Linked DNA regions of Homo sapiens: region 1 is linked to region 2. A link is an interaction called in ENCODE POLR2A ChIA-PET data of the cell type or tissue named here. Cell type or tissue: Panc1. All regions are shown on one strand.

Region 1 (5,000 bases), 140 kb before region 2:
CCATAAGCAATAAACCCATGTTTGCTGCTAGGTAGCTTTCTCAATGTGCTTCCTATATGTAGTTCAAGAATATTGAAGTTCAAGAGTTCAGGCTCAGGTGTAGTGGCTCACACCTGTAATCCCAGCACTTTGAGAGACCAGAGTGGGAGAATCACTTAAGGCCAGGAGTTTGAGGTCAGCCTGGGCAACATAGCAAGACCCTGTTCCTACAAAAGAAATTTTTTTTTTTAATTAGCCAGGCATGGTGATGTGTGCCTGTGGTACTCATGAGGCTGCAATGGGAGGATCATTTGAGCCTGGGAGATGAAGGCTGCAATCAGCTATGATCATGCCACTGCACTCCAACCTGGGCAACAAAGCGAGACCTTATCTCTATTTTATTTTTAATTTAATTAAATTAATTAATTTTATTTATTTATTTATTTATTTTGAGACAGGGTCTGACTCTGTCACCCAGGCTGGAGTGCAGTAGCATGATCTTGGCTTGCTGCAGCCTTAACCTCCCAGGCTCAAGCAATCCTCCTACTTCAGCCTCCCAAGTAACTGCGACCACAGGCGGGCACCACTATGCCTAACTAAATTACCTTTTTAAATTTATTTTTCACCATGCTGCCCAGGCTGGTCTCCAACTCCTGAGCTCAAGTGATCCACCCTCCTCAGCCTCCCAAAATGCTGGGATTACGAGTGAGCCACCATGCCTGGGGGAGACCCTATCTCTAAATTTAAAAAAAAAAAAGTTCAAAGGCACTTGATGTTTTGTATTGTCTGTCTCTTTTTATTCAATCTAGTATAATATCTTTTAAAACACTGCAGTTTCTTATTTGTCTATTTATAATCTCTATGTTGCTTGACTTTCTTTTTTTTTTTTTTTTTTTTGAGACAAGGTCTCCCTCTCACTCCAACTGGAATGCAGTGGCACAATCATGCCTCACTGCAACCTTAGCCTCCCAAGCTCAGGTGATCCTCCCACTTCAGCCTCCCAAGTAGCTGGGACCACAGGCATGCACCACCACACCCAGCTAATTTATGTAATTTTTTTTTTTTTTTTAGAGATGGGGTTTCTCCATGTTGCCCGGTTTGGTCTCGAACTCCTGGGCTCAAGCAATCTGCCCACCTTGGCCTCCCAAAGTGCTGGGGTTACAAGTGTGAGCCACCTTGCCTATCCTAGCTTGGCTTTCTTACAGTGTGGATGCTAGGATCTGAGGGGGAGGATTCACATGACCTTGGAATGATCTCATTTCAAGACCCCAAGGCCTTTCTTAAACTGAGACCTGTCATGTGGCATCATTTCTTCTGCATTCTATTAGTTATAAGTGAATCACAAAGGCTAGCACAGATTCAAGAGGAGAATTAGATCCCGTCTCTCAATGAAGGTGTCAAAGAATTTCCAATCATCTTTAATTTGCCACACTAATCCCATACAGGACTTGCTATATAGTCTTCCTCTTTTTCATATTTGTACTTCCTTTCTCCAATAATGAGAAACCTCATCCCTGTGTTTATTAATATATTTCTGTTTTCCTCAATCTTAGAATGCACTGAAAGTAACTGCAGAATTGTTAAATTATACCACTCCAAAAAAAACAAACATTCAGTATTTATTTACAGCACTTTTTGTCTTCAGTCTGAGAGTATATAATTAAAATAATGTGTTAAAATGTTACTTGGTTTGGGGTTTAAAAAAATCTGCTTCAGTGTGGCTGTTATACATTTGAAACACAAATTCTACTGGTATTCCATTTTATTTCCTCTCCTTCCCTCACAGATATTTTTTTAGGGGGAGTGGGGAGGAACTAGGTCTCTGTCACCCAGGCTAGAGTGCAGTAGCACCATCATAGCTCACTGCAGCCTTGAACTCCCAGGCTCAGGTGATCCCACCTTAGCCTCCTGAGTGGCTGGGACTATAGGTATGGGCCACCATTCCTGGCTAATTTTTTGTTGTTGTTGTAGAGGCTTGGTCTCACTGCATTGCCCAGGCTGGTCTCTAACTTCTGGCCTCAAGCAATCCTCCTGCCTCAACCTCCCAAAGTGCTGGGATTATAGGTCTGAGCCACCATGCCCGGCCTATCTCGTTTTTATTCTCTTTATTGTTTTCCTGCTTTTTAAATTTTTTCAGTGGCCCTAATTAGGTTTTTTATTTAAATCTGTTTTTCTATGGACACCCAGTTATTTAGTTATAGTTATTAGTTTTTATTTCTAATATGATTTTGCCTTTTTCTTTTATTTCATTCCTGAGCTCAGTCAACTTTTGTATCATTTCTTCCAGTTTTTGTCCATGTCGGTTCTTAGTTTTTTAACTTCTTATTTAGAGAGCATTTCTACTCCTCCTCATATCTCCAGATTTTTATTTGAGAATATTTAATTTTGTTTGGAGTGTTGTGTTACAGTTTTTCTGCTTCATGGTTTGCTTTCAGGAAGGGAAATTTTTATGAGATGAAGAGTTTGGGTTCTTATTGGTTTTCTTTTCTCTTTTTTTTTTTGAGACAGAGTATCGCTCTCTTGCCCAGGCTGGAGTGCAGTGGTGCAATCTTGGCTCACTGCAAGCTCCGCCTCCCAGGTTCACGCCATTCTCCTGCCTCAGCCTCCTAAGTAGCTCGGACTACAGGCGCCGGCCACCTTGCCTGGCTAAATTTTTTTTTGTATTTTTAGTAGAGATGGGGTTTCACTGTGTTAGCCAGGATGGTCTCGATCTCCTGACCTCATGGTCTGCCCACCTTGGCCTCTCAAAGTGCTGGGATTACAGGCATGAGCTACCATGCCCAGCCTTGTTTTCTTTTTATATAGTAGTTTTGTATAGATGAGAACTGCTTGTGCCTCTGCATATCTTGGACAACACAGTCATTTGGAATGATTTATGAGATCCCAGTTCAAGAGTGTTCTCTTCTGTCAGAGTAGCAAAGTATTTTTCTTTAATGGATGACTTGGGGTGGGAGAGGAATGCAAGTTTGTTTGTTTGTTTGTTTAATTTCCTTTTGCCCTACAAGATTGTAAATTTTGTCCTTTTTTCCTCTTCCTCTCATGGCTGAGCTTCCAAAAGGCACCTCCCTTTTCACCCATTCTCTCCCCTAAAAGCATTGCCTTTCGAAGACTGCCTCCTAGAGTCCCACATGCATTTTAAATATCTTCCTATAAACAATGCTTTAATCAACCAACATTCTTTTTTCAGTATTTTTATATTTGGGTAGGCTTTTTCTCTCTGGAGGTGATCTTATTTCATTTTAGACCCTCTATTTCCCTCTTATCTTGTTCATGTGTTTTTTTTTTCTCAACCCCATCTGGATCTCTGCAAACACTTGGGTGGGAGCTCAAGAAACTGGTTTTGGCTGAGTGTAGTGGCTCACACTATAATCCCAGCACTTTGGGAGGCCAAGGCAGGAGGATCGTTTGAGCCCAAGAGTTTGAGAACAGCCTGGACAACATAGGGAGATCCAGTCTCTACAAAAAAAGCTTTTTAAATTTTTTCTAATTAAAAAAAAAAAAAGAGGCTGGGCATGGTGGCTCACACCTGTAATCCCAGCACTTTGGGAGGCTGAGGCAGGCAGATGATGAGGTCAAGCAGTGGAGACCATCCTGGCCAACATGGTGAAACCCCATCTCTACTAAAAATACAAAAATTAGCTGGGTGTGGTGGTGCATGCCTGTAGTCCCAGCTACTCAGAAGGCTGAGGCCTTCTGAATCACTTGAACCTGGGAGGCGGAGGTTGCAGTGAGCTGAGATCACGCCACCGTGCTCCAGCCAGGCGACAGAACAAGACTCCGTCTAAAAAAGAAAAAAAGGCGGGTGGGGGGGAGCGGAATTTATTCTTCCACAAATTGGTGGGCTTTTTTAAACAAGTAATTTGAGGTTCTTGATATTCTCTGTATTATAGTAATACTAACACAAGGGTTTTGTGTAGTTTACTTATTATTCTTATTGATCTATATAGCTTATTATTTGGTAAAAATTCATTGACATCTTTCATATGCCATGTTTGGAAATACTTTTTTTGCTCATTATGTTGCTTTTGAAATTAACAGTTTTAAGTTTAGGAACTTGAATAAAACTTTTATTTGAAATACTGGTAGCTTTTTAAAGCATACTAAATTTTGAGGAATAATAAAATGCATATATATAAAGGATAACATTTTTCAGGAGCTAATTAAATTTTTGCAAAATTGTCTTAGATTTTATAGATTAAAAGTTAATTTTTAAGTGGCTGAGTCTTCAATAAAACAAATCTTTGGGAGAATTAAAGCTCCTTTATTTTTGGTATACTAAAAGGCAGTGATCAGCTAAAATGGTTTTAACTAAATGCCTCATCTTCATTGACTATAATCGTTTATTCTTAAGTGGCCATTTTTCAATCTCATTATAGTTTTAATGTCTAGATTTCTGATGTGTAAGGATTCAGGTGTTCAATGGACAGTGGTAAAATTGTTGGCAATTCTCTAGCAATGCATATTTTGGCCTCACGTCTTAATTTTTTAATGTAGATGCTGTTGCATGAAAAAGCAGAAGCCCTGCAAGAAGAGGTAGAAGAGTTACTAAGATTGCCTTCTGATTTCCCTGGTGCTGTGGCTTCTTCCACTGACAAAGCATGAAGCTATCTGATGAGAATTTTCATATATGAATTATTTATTGTACATGTGTGTTATTAAAGATAACTTATACTTTATAAATGAAAAAATACATTTCAGTTATACATTAAGAACTACGAATAATGTTTGAATATACCTCTTCCCACTAACAATTCATTCTTTGGAATACTTACACATTATTTCTCTGCTAAACAGACTATAGTGTCCACCACAAAATGAAATTCAACTTCATCAACATTGTGCTCAACCTTTTTATCCAGATCTTTCATTATTCTCTTACCCATTTCTTTCATCAAATTGGACTATTTGAAATCCCCAGAATTTTTCTTAGGATTTCCAAACCCTCCATTTCCTAACTGCTTTATATTATTTCCAATGCATGAAAATTATCTTTAAAATGCACTAATACTTCAAGGATTAAC
Region 2 (5,000 bases):
CCACATCATGTATAAAATCTCTCCTTTGAAATGGAGAAAATAGGAATAAAATGAAATATCTTTATCACAAAGTTGTTCATTTGCTACTTATTAAGCATCTGTAAGTTAGCAAGTGTAAGTAACTCACCACACATTTTTAAATCTGCTTCAAGAATGCTTTCAGCCAAAGGAGTTAAGAAATGAACATTTAATTTGTTTTGAACCACCTTCAGTATTTGTACTACATTCCCTAAGGGACACAAGGCAATTTCATAGGTTTTCTAAGTGCGTGCATGGATGTGTGTGTATACACCCACACATATATAATTTTATTTATGTTGACAGTATCTCTAAAGTAGACTTAAAGCAGAAGTGATTATATTCATTTTGCAAAAAGAGGAACTATGTCTTTCCCAGGGTGGTGTTACTAATCAATGACTGAAGAAAGAAGTGGGAGGACTCATTCCTGTATCTCTTAAACAAGACAAAACGAAACTTTTGTGTATCAGATTGCGGTTTACAAAGTGCTTCAATGCGAGAGAAGAAAGACAAAAAGTTACTTTATGGAGACTAGACTTAATTGCGTGCCTTGCCCTGATAGCATCAATTACATGACAATACCTTTGGAAGGTTATTTCTGGAAGGGGTAGTGTTAGATAAACTTTGAGGTCCTAAGAACGTCTTATTTTATCACATTTTCATAGGTGTTTCCTTTTTTCTAGAAAAGTAACACTGCATCATATATATAAGGAGGGATATCTTGACTCTAATTATTAGTTAGGACATCTTAGTTTATTAGATGCCTTAATGTTTGCAAACAGTTCAGAGAGGCAGTAACATTTGGTAGTTAACATTTGGTGGTTGATAGGTTGGACTCTGGAGCCAGACTGCCTTAGGTTTGAATCTAGGCTCTTCTATGACTAGCTATATGACAATTAGCAAACTACTTAATTTCTTTGTGCTTCAGTTTTCCCATCTGCAAAAAAGGAAGAGAATAAAACTTTATATTATAATACCTGCCTTTTGGAGTCATTGTGAAGATTATAATGAATTAACAAGTGTGATTCACTTAGAATAGTGCTTAATACATGATAGTACTGTATGTGTTAGCTATTATTTTGTTTGATTGTTTTATAACATTTAAAGTAGTTTTCTACTCATCCTTTATAATAGGGAAAGTCGAAGGCTAGGAAGATAACTTACATAAAATATAATTTAAGATAAAATATATTTTCCAATTAGTATTACTTATGTCATTGTCTTAAAGTATTTCGTGGTTTCTAAGAGGTAGTGGTAATAATCACTTTAATGGTTTTTCCTCTTTTCAGTATAGCTCTGGGAGCAGGATCCTTACTTCTTGTCATCACCTACCCACTAATGAAAAGAATTTCATACTGGCCTCAACTAGCCTTGGGTGAGCTTACAATAACTAAAAGTATTTCCTTTGATATTTGCAAACTACACTTTTATGGAGAGATAGGTAAATAGGTAAAGATGAAATGACAAATCAGTCATGTAATTTTCCTAACCAATAGTAGATTTTCGTACTTTAAAGGAGAGCAGTTAGCTATTTTTATTAGTTCAGAAATATTGCATATTTATTAGGGTTATCATCATCATCATTATTTTTTCCTCTCCTCTCTCCCCCACTGCTCCCCTCCCCTACACTCTCCTCTCCCCTCTTCTCTGAGACAGGGTCTTGATCTGTTGCTCAGGCTGGAGTGCAGTGGCACCATCTCAGCTTACTGCAGCCTTGACCTCCCAGGCTCAAGTGATCCTCCCACCTCAGCCTCTTGAGTAGCTAGGATTACAGGCATTGACAACCCTGCCTGGCTAATTTTTGTATTTCTTGTAGAGACAGGGTTTCGCCATGTTGCCCAGGCTGGTCTCAAACCCCTGAGCTCAAGCGATCTGCCTGCCTTGGCTTCCCAAAGTGCTGGGATTATAGATGTGTGCCATCACGCCTGGCCATTGCTTTCTGAAATGCTTTTTTAAAAATCTAGGTATGTCATGAAAAAATGTTTGATCTAGATGCCCTGAAGAATTTGGGGGATGGGGTAGGAAGCACTCTGTGGCAGGAAAACAAGGGTTAAAGTGTATGTGATAGCTTAGACAGCTCGTATTCTGTGAAGCCTCTCAGGAAGAAGTTAGACAGTCTCTTCTGGGCTACCATAGGATTCTAATCCGGCACTTACTTATTTCAGCAGCATTAATTCAACCAAGAATACGTTGAGAGCCTCCTATGGTCTCCAGTTAATAAATTGTGGCCCAGCATTTAGCATAGCACTTGGTGCGGTGTAGGTATTGAATACATACTTGTTGGTGAAAAGAAAGAAACATAGTTAGGTAAGCAGGTATCAGAATCTGCTGCAAAAATATCTATTCCCAGACTTTTCTATTCTATTCCTAGAATGATTCTAGTTCTTTGAATCATTTTTTTCAGTAAATGAAAGAACTAAAAGCAACTCAAGAAATTGATGTGAGCCTGATTTGTGGGAAAGTTGTGGTAGAATATTTATCTTTTTCTAAGATCCTCTCATTGAATGTTCTCTTTATTAAATTTGAAATTATATTCTCAATATAAGCATTTCCTATCTATAAGATAATATTAAGAAGCTGGTATATTTACTCCAAACATTTACTGAACCCCTACATTTACTTCGTGCTAGGAATTGCAGCAGGTACTGGGAAAATAAAAATGACTAAAACACCCTGACCATCTTTAAGGAGTTGGAGATGGAGATGACAGATAAACAGGTCATTGCAGTACAACGTGTCAGGCAGGAGTGCTATGGGACCACAAAGGAGAGGCACTTCATCAGTTAAGGAGGGGACATGAGTGGAAATAGGTAATACAGGAGGAGAAAAGGGGTTTCTGAGAAAAGATATCTGGGACACATTGAGTTTAAGGTACATGAGCAACTTGCAGGCAGAGAAGTCCAGCAGACTGTTCAGTATGCAGTCTGGAGCTTAGGAGAGTTATCAGGCTTGCAAGTGGAGATTTGAGAGCTGTCAACATGTAGGTGTTTGTTTACAGTCCTCAGAGATGATGCCATTGTGGAATAGATCAGTGTTCGTATGTATATTCATGTTTCAGTAGCTGATAGGGGAGGCAGAGTGGTAACAGAAAGAACATGGGTTTTTGAGTCAGAGAGATGTAAGTTCAGATCCCAGCATCTTCTGTTATTGGTAGTGCCGTGCACCATATTAGGTGGGATAAATCTTCTCTTTAAACCTCCTATTTACTTAATTAGGGGATATTATTCTTTTTATTAGCTCTGTTACTTTAGTTGTTAATTAACCTCTCTGAGCTTGTTTTGTTTTTTGTAAAATGGAGCTAATAAGTACCACCGAGAGTTGAAAGGGTTTAAGGAAGGAACCCACAGAAAGCAGCACACACAGAGTCTGATACCCAGGAGCACTGAACACACTCCGATGCCACTCCTTCCCTTTAGGATTCTAAAGTACATACAGACTTTCCCCCTTTTTGTGTTTTGCTAATTGTAGGCTTGACATTTAATTGGGGAGCGTTACTTGGATGGTCTGCTATCAAGGGTTCCTGTGATCCATCTGTTTGCCTGCCTCTTTATTTTTCTGGAGTTATGTGGACACTAATATATGATACTATTTATGCCCATCAGGTAAAGAAATTATCTTTTCTTAACTTTGGTTTAGTTGTTGCTGTTTTTAAAGAACCAAATTAAGGAGAAAGCATTTTTTTCTAAAATTTGTTGTTGTTTTTTAAGAACTTTAAGAACCAAATTAAGGAGGAAGAATTTTTTTTTTCTAAAAAGAAAGTCATTCACAGTTCCATGGCTCCAACAAAATTTTTTTTATGTTTATGTGTGTTTACCAAAATTCAACTCATTTATTTTATTTACAAGCAATAAAGTAGTATTTACTATGTGCCAGGCACTGTTTTAAGTACTTTACAGACTTAATCCCCCAACAGTCTTTGAGGAAAGTACTTACATTATCCTCATTTAACAGAAGAGGAAATATGTGAAGAAGTATTTGTCCATGTCACACAGTTAGTGGGTGGCAGAACTGCGATTCAAACCCAGTGTTCAGAGACTGCTTTTAACCACTACATTCTTCTGTCCCTCTAATCATTGAATTATGCAACTTTTTTACTTGGTGTAGTTAGTGAACATTTTCCCATATTTTTACCAATTCTTTGTCATTGTCACTTTAAGACTATGGACTATGAGATAGTCCATGCCCCAATTTAACATGCCATAAATTCGATGTACCATAATTAAAAAAAAATTCACAGTTTCTCTATTTTGGCTACTTGTTTCTGAGTTTTCACAATTATAAGTAATATTGTTCTAATCATTAATACTTCTTGAATAGGAGTTTTTCAGTTAAATTTTTAGAAGTGGTATTATTGACTTAAAGGATTATATGCATTTTTATAGCTTTTGATATTGCCTTTTTGATAAATTCCATTTTAAAAACTCATTTTTTTCTTTTACATTTATAAACTCTCCCCCAGCTTTAATGAGAAGTAACTGACAAATAAAATTATGCATATTCAAGGTATACAGTGTGATGATTTGATAGTACATGTTCTGAGAATACATTTATAAACTTTTCAAAAAAGTTTTTCTCAGTATTTTTCTGAAATATGATTATATATTCTCAGTCATTTACTTGAAGAATATGTCTGGATTTCATTCTGTTTTCTTCCACTAAACCCCCTATGCCCTGCTACATTTGTAGTATCATGAAAAGGCGGATCTGTAATCAGTCTTACTTCCAAAGTGAAACTTGACTTACAGGTTAGAAGAGATGCCTGTACTTTTTGCGGTAAGGTCTGGAATGAGTGCTTAGGATACCAGTACTCCAATTAGATTAACAACTTCAGGAAAACACCACATACTCATTGGCACTTTTGTGGTTCACATAATAACTATAGACACAGTTTGCACCCTGAAGGTGATTCTAGTATGAAAGGAAAAACAGAAACACCCACAGTCATTGTTATTTGGATTTGGGCCCCAAAAGAGAGCCTGTCA

The links. Peaks named below come from ENCODE experiments on the same cell type or tissue, not always from the same donor. Only the 100,000 strongest peaks of a DNase experiment are listed, where the experiment ranks them.
Region 1: POLR2A ChIA-PET joins it to region 2 with 6 read pairs; 5 of 35 experiments call an interaction of 5 or more read pairs at or near these places.

What each region holds. Positions count from the first base shown.
Region 1 is chr4:83,407,034-83,412,033 of GRCh38, reverse strand. It overlaps HELQ (helicase, POLQ like), which reads left to right. Exons shown (of 18, transcript NM_133636.5): 18 at 4,474-4,688. The coding sequence ends at 4,581. Among named protein-coding and RNA genes, the nearest start is that of HELQ, 46 kb to the left of the region's middle. In Panc1, no CTCF peak of the experiment used is centred here; no DNase peak of the experiment used is centred here.
Region 2 is chr4:83,268,480-83,273,479 of GRCh38, reverse strand. COQ2 (coenzyme Q2, polyprenyltransferase) reads left to right here. Exons shown (of 7, transcript NM_001358921.2): 4 at 1,308-1,393; 5 at 3,487-3,620. Among named protein-coding and RNA genes, the nearest start is that of COQ2, 14 kb to the left of the region's middle. In Panc1, no CTCF peak of the experiment used is centred here; no DNase peak of the experiment used is centred here; H3K27ac peaks cover 2,495 bases.